Linked DNA regions of Mus musculus: region 2 is linked to region 1. The links are chromatin loops, found by intact Hi-C in ENCODE. Cell type or tissue: left cerebral cortex. All regions are shown on one strand. Region 1 holds the start of Osgep (O-sialoglycoprotein endopeptidase). Region 2 overlaps Tep1 (telomerase associated protein 1).

Region 1 (5,000 bases):
CAATGCAGGTAAAAGAGAGTGGGAAAGCAAAAAGTAATCAAGGCGCCAACCAACATTCTTAGAGCGGGCATTCATCATGTAAGTCCAGAAAGTGTAAGCGTAAGCAGTGTTGGGGTAGAGATGCCGGAAGCTGTCAGCCAATGGTACAGCTTGTAGCAGTTCCCCAAAACCTTGGCGCTCCTGGGGAGTAAAGCCAGCATTCTTTTTGTTTCCTTTGGGGTTACGGAGGTCAATTTCTTCATGAGCCACATTGAGATCCCCACATAGCACAAGAGGCTTTCTGGAAGCCAAGTCCTTTAGAAACTTTCGGAAGGCTTCATCCCAACGCTGTCGGTATTCCAGTCTTACCAGACCCCTGCCTGCATTGGGAACATAGGCTGTTACCAGGACAAAGGACTCAAATTCAGCCACAATCACCCGGCCTTCTTGATCATGTTCTTCCTCGCCTATAAAAATAAAAACCAGTGTAAAAATTTTAAGAAAGGTCTAAGAAAAAGTAGTAGAGTTAACTGAAGAACATTCAGACATGAATGTCATTAAGGTCTCACCAATGCCATAAGAGACTTTTAGCGGGCACTGGCGGGAAAGTAGGCCCACACCACTGTATCCTTCTTTGTCTGACGGAGCTGACCAGTACTGATGGGTGAGTCCAGGCAGCTCTTGCAGTTCAGCCGGGAGTTTGTTCTCCGAGCACTTGGTCTCTTGGAGGCACAAGATATCTGGTGCTTCTTCCTTTACCCACTGAATGGAAATGTGGAAAATTAAAATTTTATGTGCTACATGCTATACACAGAAGGCATTCGAGCAGCAGAATATAAACAAATCTTGTATGTGAGTGAGTGTCCGTTAGTCACCTGACTGGGGTGCTGGAAACCTAACTGGAACCTTCGGAAGCACAATGTGCTGTCAACTGCAGAACGCTCGCTCCCATTTGGATCTTAAGTAGTTACTGGGATTGAGGATATGCTAAGTAACCCAAAAGCGGGGGGGGGGGGGGCAAACAGTCTAGACTAGTTTTTTTAAAAAATGAAATGAGGGAGTTGTTGGGGTTTATATAGGCTTTTAGGAGCCCTCCACCAACCCCCCGGGGGGGCATCTACAGACGCGAAAAATAACGTTTCAAAGGAAACAAGATGATTGGTCCTTAAGACGAGTCAACCAAGAAAGGTCTACTTCCCGATTCTGAACTGTACTCACATCCAAACCTTTCTTTTTAATCCAGGCTCGAAGCCCATCCACATTCCAGGAGCATATCTTGAGTGTGGCAGATTTGCCACTGGGTGAGGTTTTCTGATCTGGAGGGTCCTCGTACAGGACAGGGCCCTCTCCCGCGGCCTCCTTCTCGGTTTTCTTTGCTGCCCCCTTACTCTTCTTGGTCTCTGGCTCTATAAAATGGGTAAAGTAGTAAGAGCTGGCAGTTCCAACCTCAGGCCAGAGTTAACTCTAACCTCATTAGGCGTTCTAATTACACAAACTTCTCGGAACCCAGCAACGTAACTTGGTCCATATTTACCGTAATTCATGGCGGTCTAGTAAAGCCCTGAACTTGCCTGGGGGGTGGGGTTGGGCACGCTTACCCGACTTGGGTTCTTCCCCGTCGTCGGCCGCCGCTTTCTTTCCCCGCTTTGGCATCGCTGTGACGAAAGCCCTTAGGCTCCTGGAGCACCGAAGCAGTGTTTACTGCGCTGCCTGCAGATAAGAAACGATGAAATCAAAACACAAGGAGAGGCAGCGAGGCGCCTCCCGTAGGCGTTTGCACACCCGGGGCTGCGGTTCTTCCGGCCTGGCCCGCCACGAGCAATGCAGCCCCTCGCCCGCGTTAGGCCCTTCAGCGAGCAGGGTCGCGAAACGCGCTAGAACAAGGTACCTGACCTCCCAACGAAGCCAGAGACCCTCACGGCACAAAGAATGGAGTCTGCCTGTTCCCACGTGGGCGATTGGTGTGGTCACGTGATTCGAGGGCTCCGCCCCCACGTGGTTCTGGAGCGCGATGATTGGTCCTCCTGGCACCTCGTGACATAACTTCTGGCGCCCGAAAGTCCCTTCGCTTGGTTCTGGGTTGTTCGTGGTAGTGCCGGTTACAGCTCGTCACTCGGCCTCACGACCGGGAGCCGTGAGGCACCATGCCCGCGGTGCTGGGGTTCGAAGGCAGCGCCAACAAGATCGGCGTGGGCGTGGTCCGCGACGGCACGGTGCTGGCGAACCCGCGGCGCACTTACGTCACGGCCCCGGGCACCGGTGAGTGGCTGCGGCCGCGCTTCCCGGCTCCTTGTCCAGTTTTGTTCTGTCCGATATTCCACACTGTTGCCTATGTCAGATTTTACAGGCTTCCCCACTCCAGACTCCCCTGATTGTGCGTTTGGTTGGTAACTTTTGACTAGAAGAGTCAGACACCTGGGGCTAGGTCACGTGGGTTCGTTCAGGTTTTGTTTTTGGGTTTTTTCATGCATTTTTTTGAGACAGGGTCTCTCCTTGTAACCTTTACTGACCTGGAACTTGCTGTGTAGACTCTTGACTGCTGGAATTAAAGGCATGAGCCACTACCCCCGGTTGTATTCTGATTTTATCGAGCAACTTTAATGAGCTAAGCATCCGAAAATATGTGTTCCGAGGCAGCGCTGTAGATGCACATAGAGATTGGTTTACACTGCACCGTGATAAATATAAAAGTAATCTACAACGAGGAGGGAAAGCTGGAGGAGTTCCTGTATTTTCGATCTGTTTTAGGTGTCTGTTTTTCGGTACTTTTAGAATGGAAATGGGTATCAGTGGGTTTGGACAGTTATGTGAAAAGCACCAGGCACTGCACGACTCTCAATATAGTTACAAGTTGTATTTTGCCTACCCTCTCCCAAAACTTGCACACACATATAACCTGCATGTACCTCTGAAGGCTCCCTAAGCAGGTGAAATGTTTCAGGTTACATAGTAGAAATATATGTGTGTTTAGGACTCACTCTTGTAGGCTCTAAAGCACAGAGGCTGAGATACGTGTGGTTAAAGGGAAGCTACTGACAGTTGTAGTGCTGTAGTTATCATATGTTAAGTCCAACGATATGACCTTTCATAGGGTTCTATGGAATTACAGGAAAAGTTAACAAAGAGTAGGAAGTTTGTAAAACTCAGATTGCTCCTGAACATTGTGTGTGGACCAGCACCATCTCTGAAACCCCAGTAGCCTATGTAGAGGTTGGAAAGCTAACAGAGTGTGTGGTGCAGTCTGTAATGGTGACACCTGGGAGACTGCGACAGGATCTGAGTTTAAGGCTGTCCTATGTTGTGACCTTGTCTCAAAAGTAGAGATTTGAAAAGAGAATATCTTGGGCTGGAGAAATGGCTCAGTGGTTAAGAGCACTGATTGCTCTTCCAGAGGTCCTGAGTTCAATTCCCAGCATTCACATGGTGGCTCACAACCATCTATAATAGGATCCAATGCCCTCTTCTGGTGTGTCTGAAGACAGCTACAGTGTACATACATAAAATAAATAAATCTTTAGAAAAAAAAGAAAAGAGGATGTCTTAAAACCTAGGCAAGTAGAGTATGTTTTTCTACATCGTTAAAACGTGTCTTTGTTGGTTTTTTACTTCTTTTTTTTTAATATTATTTTTATTACGTATTTTCCTCAATTACATTTCCAATGCTATCCCAAAAGTCCCCCATACCCCCGCCCCCCACTCTCCTACCCACCATTCCCACTTTTTGGCCCTGGCGTTCCCCTGTACTGGGGCATATAAAGATTGCATGTCCAATGGGCCTCTCTTTCTAGTGATGGCCGACTAGGCCATCATTTGATACATATGCAGCTAGAGTCAAGAGCTCCGGGATACTGGTTAGTTCATAATGTTGTTGCACCTACAGGGTTGCAGATCTCTTTGGCTCCTTGGATACTTTTTCTAGCTCCTCCATTAGGGGCCCTGTGATCCATCCCAGAGCTGACTGTGAGCATCCACTTATGTGTTTGCTAGGCCCCGGCCTAGTCTCACAAGAGACAGCTATATCAGGGTCCTTTCAGCAAACGCTTGCTAGTGTATGAAATGGTGTCATCGTTTGGGATGACTGTCTATGGGATAGATCCCTGGATATGGCAGTCTCTAGATGGTCCATCCTTTTGTCTCAGCTCCAAACTTTGTCTCTGTAACTCCTTCCATGGGTGATTGCTTCCAATTCTAAAAAGGGGCAAAGTGTCCACACTTTGGTCTTCATTCTTCTTCAGTTTCATGTGTTTTGCAAATTGTATCTTATATATCGGGTATACTAAGTTTCTAAGCTAATATCCACTTATCAGTGAGTACATATCATTTGAGTTCTTTTGTGATTGTGTTACCTCACTCAGGATGATGCCCTCCAGGTCCAACCATTTGCCTAGGAATTTCATAAATTCATTCTTTTTAATAGCTGAGTAGTACTCCCTGTGTAAATGTACCACATTTTTTGTATCCATTCCTCTGTTGAGGGGCATCTGGGTTCTTTCCATCTTCTGGCCATTACAAATAAGGCTGCTATGAACATAGTGGAGCATGTGTCCTTCTTACCGGTTGGGACATCTTCTGGATATATGCCCAGGAGAGGTATTGCGGGATCCTCCAGTAGTACTATACTATACTATGTCCAATTTTCTGAGGAACCGCCAGACTGATTTCCAGAGTGGTTGTACAAGCTTGCAATCCCACCAACAATGGAGGAGTGTTCCTCTTTCTCCACATCCTCGCCAGCATCTGCTGTCACCTGAATTTTTGATCTTAGCCATTCTGACTGGTGTGAGATGGAATCTCAGGGTTGTTTTGATTTGTATTTCCCTGATGACTAAGAACTTTGATCTTTTCTTTTAAGTGCTTCTCAGCCATTCGAGATTCTTCTGTTGTGAATTCTCTGTTTAGCTCTGTACCCCATTTTTTAATTGGGTTATTTGGTTTCTTAGTGGTTAGCTTGAGTTCTTTATATATTTCGGATATCAGTGGGATTAGTGACAATTTTTTCCCCATTGTGTAGGTTGCCAGTT
Region 2 (5,000 bases), 99 kb after region 1:
GAGTGCTTGTCTTAATCCTGCCAGAAGCTCTGGGTCTGATCCCAGTACAAGAGCAAACAAGCATGCACACTGATGGTTAGGAACAGGATATCTGGGGCAGGGCAGTCCTTGTGCGTTATACTTCATTCATGAGAAGTCCTTGAGAGTCTGAAAGGTTAGGTTAAGAAGTATCCTTCTCTGTTTTGTGTGTGTCTTCTGCACTACAGTCTTCATCTGAAGAGAGTTCTGCAGGAGGACTGGGGAGTCTTGACAGGTCTGGGTCTGGCCCCTGATGGCCAGTCTCTCATCTTGATGAAAGAGGATGTGGAATTACTAGAGATGAAGCCTGGGTCTATTCCATCTTCTATCTGGTAAGATCTAAAATGCTTTTTCCTCTTGTGTTAAAAAGAAGAAAAGAGGTTTGTGGTTACCCCAAGACTGCGTCAGACTCAGGGTAAAGCACTGGGGTCATGAAGAGAGGCAGTCCTGGCTCAGTCTCTTACTTTCTTATAAACAGCAGGAGGTATGGAGTACATTCTTCAATACTGTGCACCAGCAAGGAGTACGGCTTGTTCTACCTGCAGCAGGGGGACTCCGGATTACTTTCTATATTGGTGAGTTCTGTTTGGATGTGTTACAACAGCCATCTGTGCAGAACCAATGCACAGATTTAAACCTTGGAATCCACCATGGAGTGTAAGGCGAGCGAGGGAAAGGCAGGTGGCTCCAATGCTCTCATCTCCCTTCCCTAGAGCAACTCTCCTTTAAATCTTTGGATGCTAAGTTTCCATGTAAGATTTCATTGTGCAAAACAGAGTTGTATAGTTTTTTTTAAGTCAGACACCTAGGAGGACTTTCTCTCCTTCGTTCTTCCTTTCTTTCATTCTTTCTCTCTCTTTTTCTCTCTTTCCTTCCTTCCTTCCTTCCTTCCTTCCTTCCTTCCTTCCTTCCTTCCTTCCTTCCTTCCTTCCTTCCTTCCTTCCTTCCTTCCTTCTCCTTTCCAGTTGTTTTGAGACAAGGGCTCATTATATAGCCATGACTGACCTGGAGCTCACTGACATCTGCTTGCCTCTGCTTCCTGAGTGCAAAGAGATGAGTGACACTGTGCTTGGCTCTTTTACATCTTAATTTGTGTGTGTGTGTATGTGTGTGTGTGTGTGTGTGTGTGTGTTTGGGGGGCACTTGTAAGCCATAGTATGTTTGTGGAAGTTAGAAGACAACTTGGTGAGGTTGGTTCTCTTCTTCTACTGTTTGATCTAGAGATCAAACTCTGTTGTGAGGCTTGCTGGCAATTGCTCCTACCTGCTGAGCCATCTCTCCTCTCCAGGCTTTCTGTGCAGCTCTTGCTGTCCTGTCTGGGGACTCACTCCATATAGCAGGCAGGCTGGCCTAGAACTTAGAGATATGCCTCCCTAGTTCTGGGATTAAAGGCTTGTGCCACCATGCCTGTCTCCTAGGTTTCCTAGTTGTGATTTTTTTTTTTTTTTTTTTTTTGGTTTCTGTCAGTATTAGCATTTTAAGGTCAAGGGCTACACCGTGTCTCTGTCATGGTGCATGGTGCAGGTACCTCACAGATGCTTTATGCTTAACTGTTTGGGATTCTGTCAGAGCTAGATTTCATTCCCAAGATTCCTAAGGTCTCTTGTTTCTGGAAAGTTTTAAGAAATCCTAATCGGATACCTACTAAAGTTACGTACAAAGTCTGTCTAGAAAGCAGTGATTCTGTTCCTAAATATGTACTTAAGTGAAAGAAGTATACATAGTCCCCAAATGCCAGGCCCAGACACGTCTGTGTTAGCCTAAATTCAACATAGCCCAACCTGGACATGCAATTCTCAGTATGTAACTGCATGACAGCAGAAAGTAGAACATGATAAGTAGGGAAATACAGACATGTCCTTCTGCAAAGGAAGCCAGTCACAAACATGGCCACACTACAGAGATCTCACTGATGTGGAGTTTGTAATAAGTGGAGACACTTAAATCTGCTGCCAGCTTTCGGGCTCTCCTACCAACTGGGACTGGGCATGAGAACAACATCGAGAACTGTTCCACATCTCCACCTAGGGGCACTGCATGGGTAGATCTTACATGCATTCACTTGATGCATGTATTTTATTTGTAGGTGTGGTGGGTTTTAGTTTTTTGTCTTTTGTTTTTGTGTAATACTAATATTTTGTGTCATATATATCCTGTCTTAGAGCTTTGATAGTGGCGTTGTGTCATGAACTAAACAAAGTTACCTCTCTACCTATCCCTTCACAGGAGCAAAAGGAGTCAGGGGAGTTTGAAGAGATCCTGGACTTCAATCTGAACTTAAATAATCCTAATGGGTCCCCAGTATCAATCACTCAGGCCAAACCTGAGTCTGGTTAGTGGGAGAAGAAGGGCCAGAGTGCTCTTTCTGGGGTGGCTTAGGGGAGGCTTGTGGGTCCTCAAGGCTTGAGCCCTGGCTAACTCTGCTCTTAAAATGGCAGAATCATCCCTTTTGTGCGCCACCTCTGATGGGATGCTGTGGAACTTATCTGAATGTACCTCAGAGGGAGAATGGATCGTAGATAACATTTGGCAGAAAAAAGCAAAAAAACCTAAAACTCAGACTCTGGAGACAGAGTTGTCCCCGCACTCAGAGTTGGATTTTTCCATTGATTGCTGGATTGATCCCACAAATTTAAAGGCACAGCAGTGTAAAAAGGTGAGCTTGGAGGGAGGGGTCATAGAGGGAGGCGGTTCTAAATCTGGCTCAGCAGCAGCCTTTGCTGCTTCAGTAAGTGAAAGGTCTCCCTGAGAACTCATGTTGTTCCCCTCCTTTCCGAGATCCACTTGGGCTCTGTCACAGCCCTCCATGTGCTTCCGGGATTGCTGGTGACAGCTTCGAAGGACAGAGATGTTAAGCTGTGGGAGAGACCCAGTATGCAGCTGGTAAGTGTGGGTCTCTGTGTGCACACGTGCACACAAGCGGAGAAAGGGCTAGTGCAAGAAAATGAATGCAGGCTAAGGCGTGTCAACGAAATGAAAGTTGTTTTTCTCAGTCTCTCTTGGTGTGGCCTGTTTCTAAGATATTGATTTGAGAGAAAGATAACAAGGAGACCTCAGGCCTATAGTTTCACTTCCCCCGTTTCTGTTCCTGTTTCAGCTGGGCTTGTTCCGATGTGAAGGGCCAGTGAGCTGTCTGGAACCTTGGATGGAGCCCAGCTCTCCCCTGCAGCTTGCTGTGGGAGACACACAAGGAAACTTGTATTTTCTATCTTGGGAATGAAGATGCAGTACTCAGGACAAAGATGATGTCAACAGATGCTGCTAGCCTGAAGACACCTGTGTCTATATTCTTAGTAAGATTATAAAACTAAAATGTTGAGAGATCTAGAGTGTATGCCCGATTGTGTTCGCTGGTGATTTTAGATCAACGGGGAGGGCTCTGGATATTCCTTTCTAATTTAACATCTAAGGAGAACTGCAGGAACATGAGCATCTTTAACACGCAGATTCTATTCCTGTGTCCCTTTCTGGCCTAAGTTCTAAGGTCCACTCTTGTCAGAAGGAAGGAAGGCTATTGGTGGCCAGTACTTAGTTTGAAGAGACCTGAGGAATTCTCGTTTGGTCATGAAAGGACACAAGAGCGAGTTAAAGTCAGTAGACGTGCAAGCATTTAGGAAAAAACGGATAGACCTAGGACTGTGCTGGGTTCCTGTCACAGACTCAGCCCTCTCCCCAGAACTAACTGGCCAGAGTGGGAAACCCAGGCACCAAAGGCAGAATGAGTCTTTGGACTTTACATTTGACTTGCAAGCATTCATTGGTAGACTAATTGGCACTCTTACAGAGATCACAAATCTATTTCTCCCTCAAATTGAAGTTCATGGAGCTGAGAGATGGATCTGCCATTAAGAGCACTGGTCACTCTTACAGAGAACTGGGTTTTGATTCTTAGTGCCTACACGGTGGCTTACAACTTGCTGTAACTCCAGTTCTAGGAAACCCATCGCCCTCTTCTGGCCTCCATAGGCAATGCTCACATGTGGTACACAGACATACAGCCAAAACACTCATTCATATACATAAAAGAAAAATAAATCTCATAAAGTGTTCTTTAAAAAGAAGTCAGCCCATGATGGTTCATAATCCCAGTTCAGAGGCAGGGGTATTTGGGAGGTGGAATTTGAATTCAAGGCCAGCCTGGTCTATAGGGGGAGTTCCACGATAGCCAGGACTATATAGAGAAACCTTATCTTGAAGAACAAAGGAAGGAAAAATGAAACTAAAATGAAGTCGATAGAGCTTACAACATATTGACAAGTGGAGTAATCATGCCATGGATTTACGTTGCTTACTTACAAGGTTCTGGCCTTGAACGCAGAGGTCTACCTGACTCCTTCCTCACCTCCTGAGTGCTGGGATGAAAGGTCTGAGATCCCATGCCTGACTCGGTAATCCTTACTATAAAGCATAGCATATGGCTGTAGTCTGTATTAGGAGGCCAAGGAAGGAGGATTTTTCTTGAATTTTAGGCCATGCTGGCCTACATAGCCAGTTCTGAGACAGCCGGGTATCTAGAGTGAGATCCTGTCTTGTACTCTTTAGAAAAGTTTATAACACCCACATCTGTTCTTACGTTTTTTAAAGTTACTTTTACTTATGTGTCGATGTCTCTGTGTGTAAGAGGGTGCCTTGAAGGTCAGAAGACAGTGTTGGACCTGGAGCTAGAGGTACGGAAAATTGAGAGCTACCTGAGATGGGTGCTGGGAACCAAACTCTAGTCCTCTGGAGAGCAGCGCACTATAGTAACCACTGGACCATTTCTCTAGCCAGTTGTATTAGTGGTATAATACTTAAAGAGAGTAGGTAGATTTGGCTAGATCCTTATCAGTGAAGCCATTTATACAAACATGAACATCTGTTTTAAGGCAAAGAGTATGCAGTTTTTTGACAGTTGATGATGATTAGGATATCTTGTAGAACTGGTATAATTAAGAGGATTTTGATGGGGAAAGTGAATCTTTTGAGCCTGTATTCTGTCTACA

Evidence for each region. Peaks named below come from ENCODE experiments on the same cell type or tissue, not always from the same donor. Only the 100,000 strongest peaks of a DNase experiment are listed, where the experiment ranks them.
Region 2: a loop joins it to region 1, with 2.5 times the contacts of the local background. A loop is called at or near these places in 7 of 42 quality-filtered maps.

Annotation. Positions count from the first base shown.
Region 1 is chr14:50,921,902-50,926,901 of GRCm38, reverse strand. It overlaps Osgep (O-sialoglycoprotein endopeptidase), which reads left to right and starts at 2,009. Exons shown (of 11, transcript NM_133676.2): 1 at 2,009-2,238. The coding sequence starts at 2,124. It overlaps Apex1 (apurinic/apyrimidinic endonuclease 1), which reads right to left and starts at 1,953. Exons shown (of 5, transcript NM_009687.2): 1 at 1,873-1,953; 2 at 1,578-1,689; 3 at 1,198-1,385; 4 at 549-741; 5 at 1-446. The coding sequence starts at 1,632. RefSeq lists a promoter at 1,761-2,233. In left cerebral cortex, no CTCF peak of the experiment used is centred here; DNase peaks (open chromatin) are centred at 867 and 1,995; H3K4me3 peaks cover 2,443 bases; H3K27ac peaks cover 1,561 bases.
Region 2 is chr14:50,822,406-50,827,405 of GRCm38, reverse strand. Tep1 (telomerase associated protein 1) reads left to right here. Exons shown (of 55, transcript NM_009351.2): 50 at 207-350; 51 at 497-593; 52 at 2,245-2,350; 53 at 2,457-2,674; 54 at 2,797-2,901; 55 at 3,116-3,345. The coding sequence ends at 3,238. Among named protein-coding and RNA genes, the nearest start is that of Gm52116, 11 kb to the left of the region's middle. In left cerebral cortex, CTCF peaks have their summits at 2,052 and 3,977 (motif pointing left); DNase peaks (open chromatin) are centred at 619, 2,001, 2,857, 3,088 and 1 more place.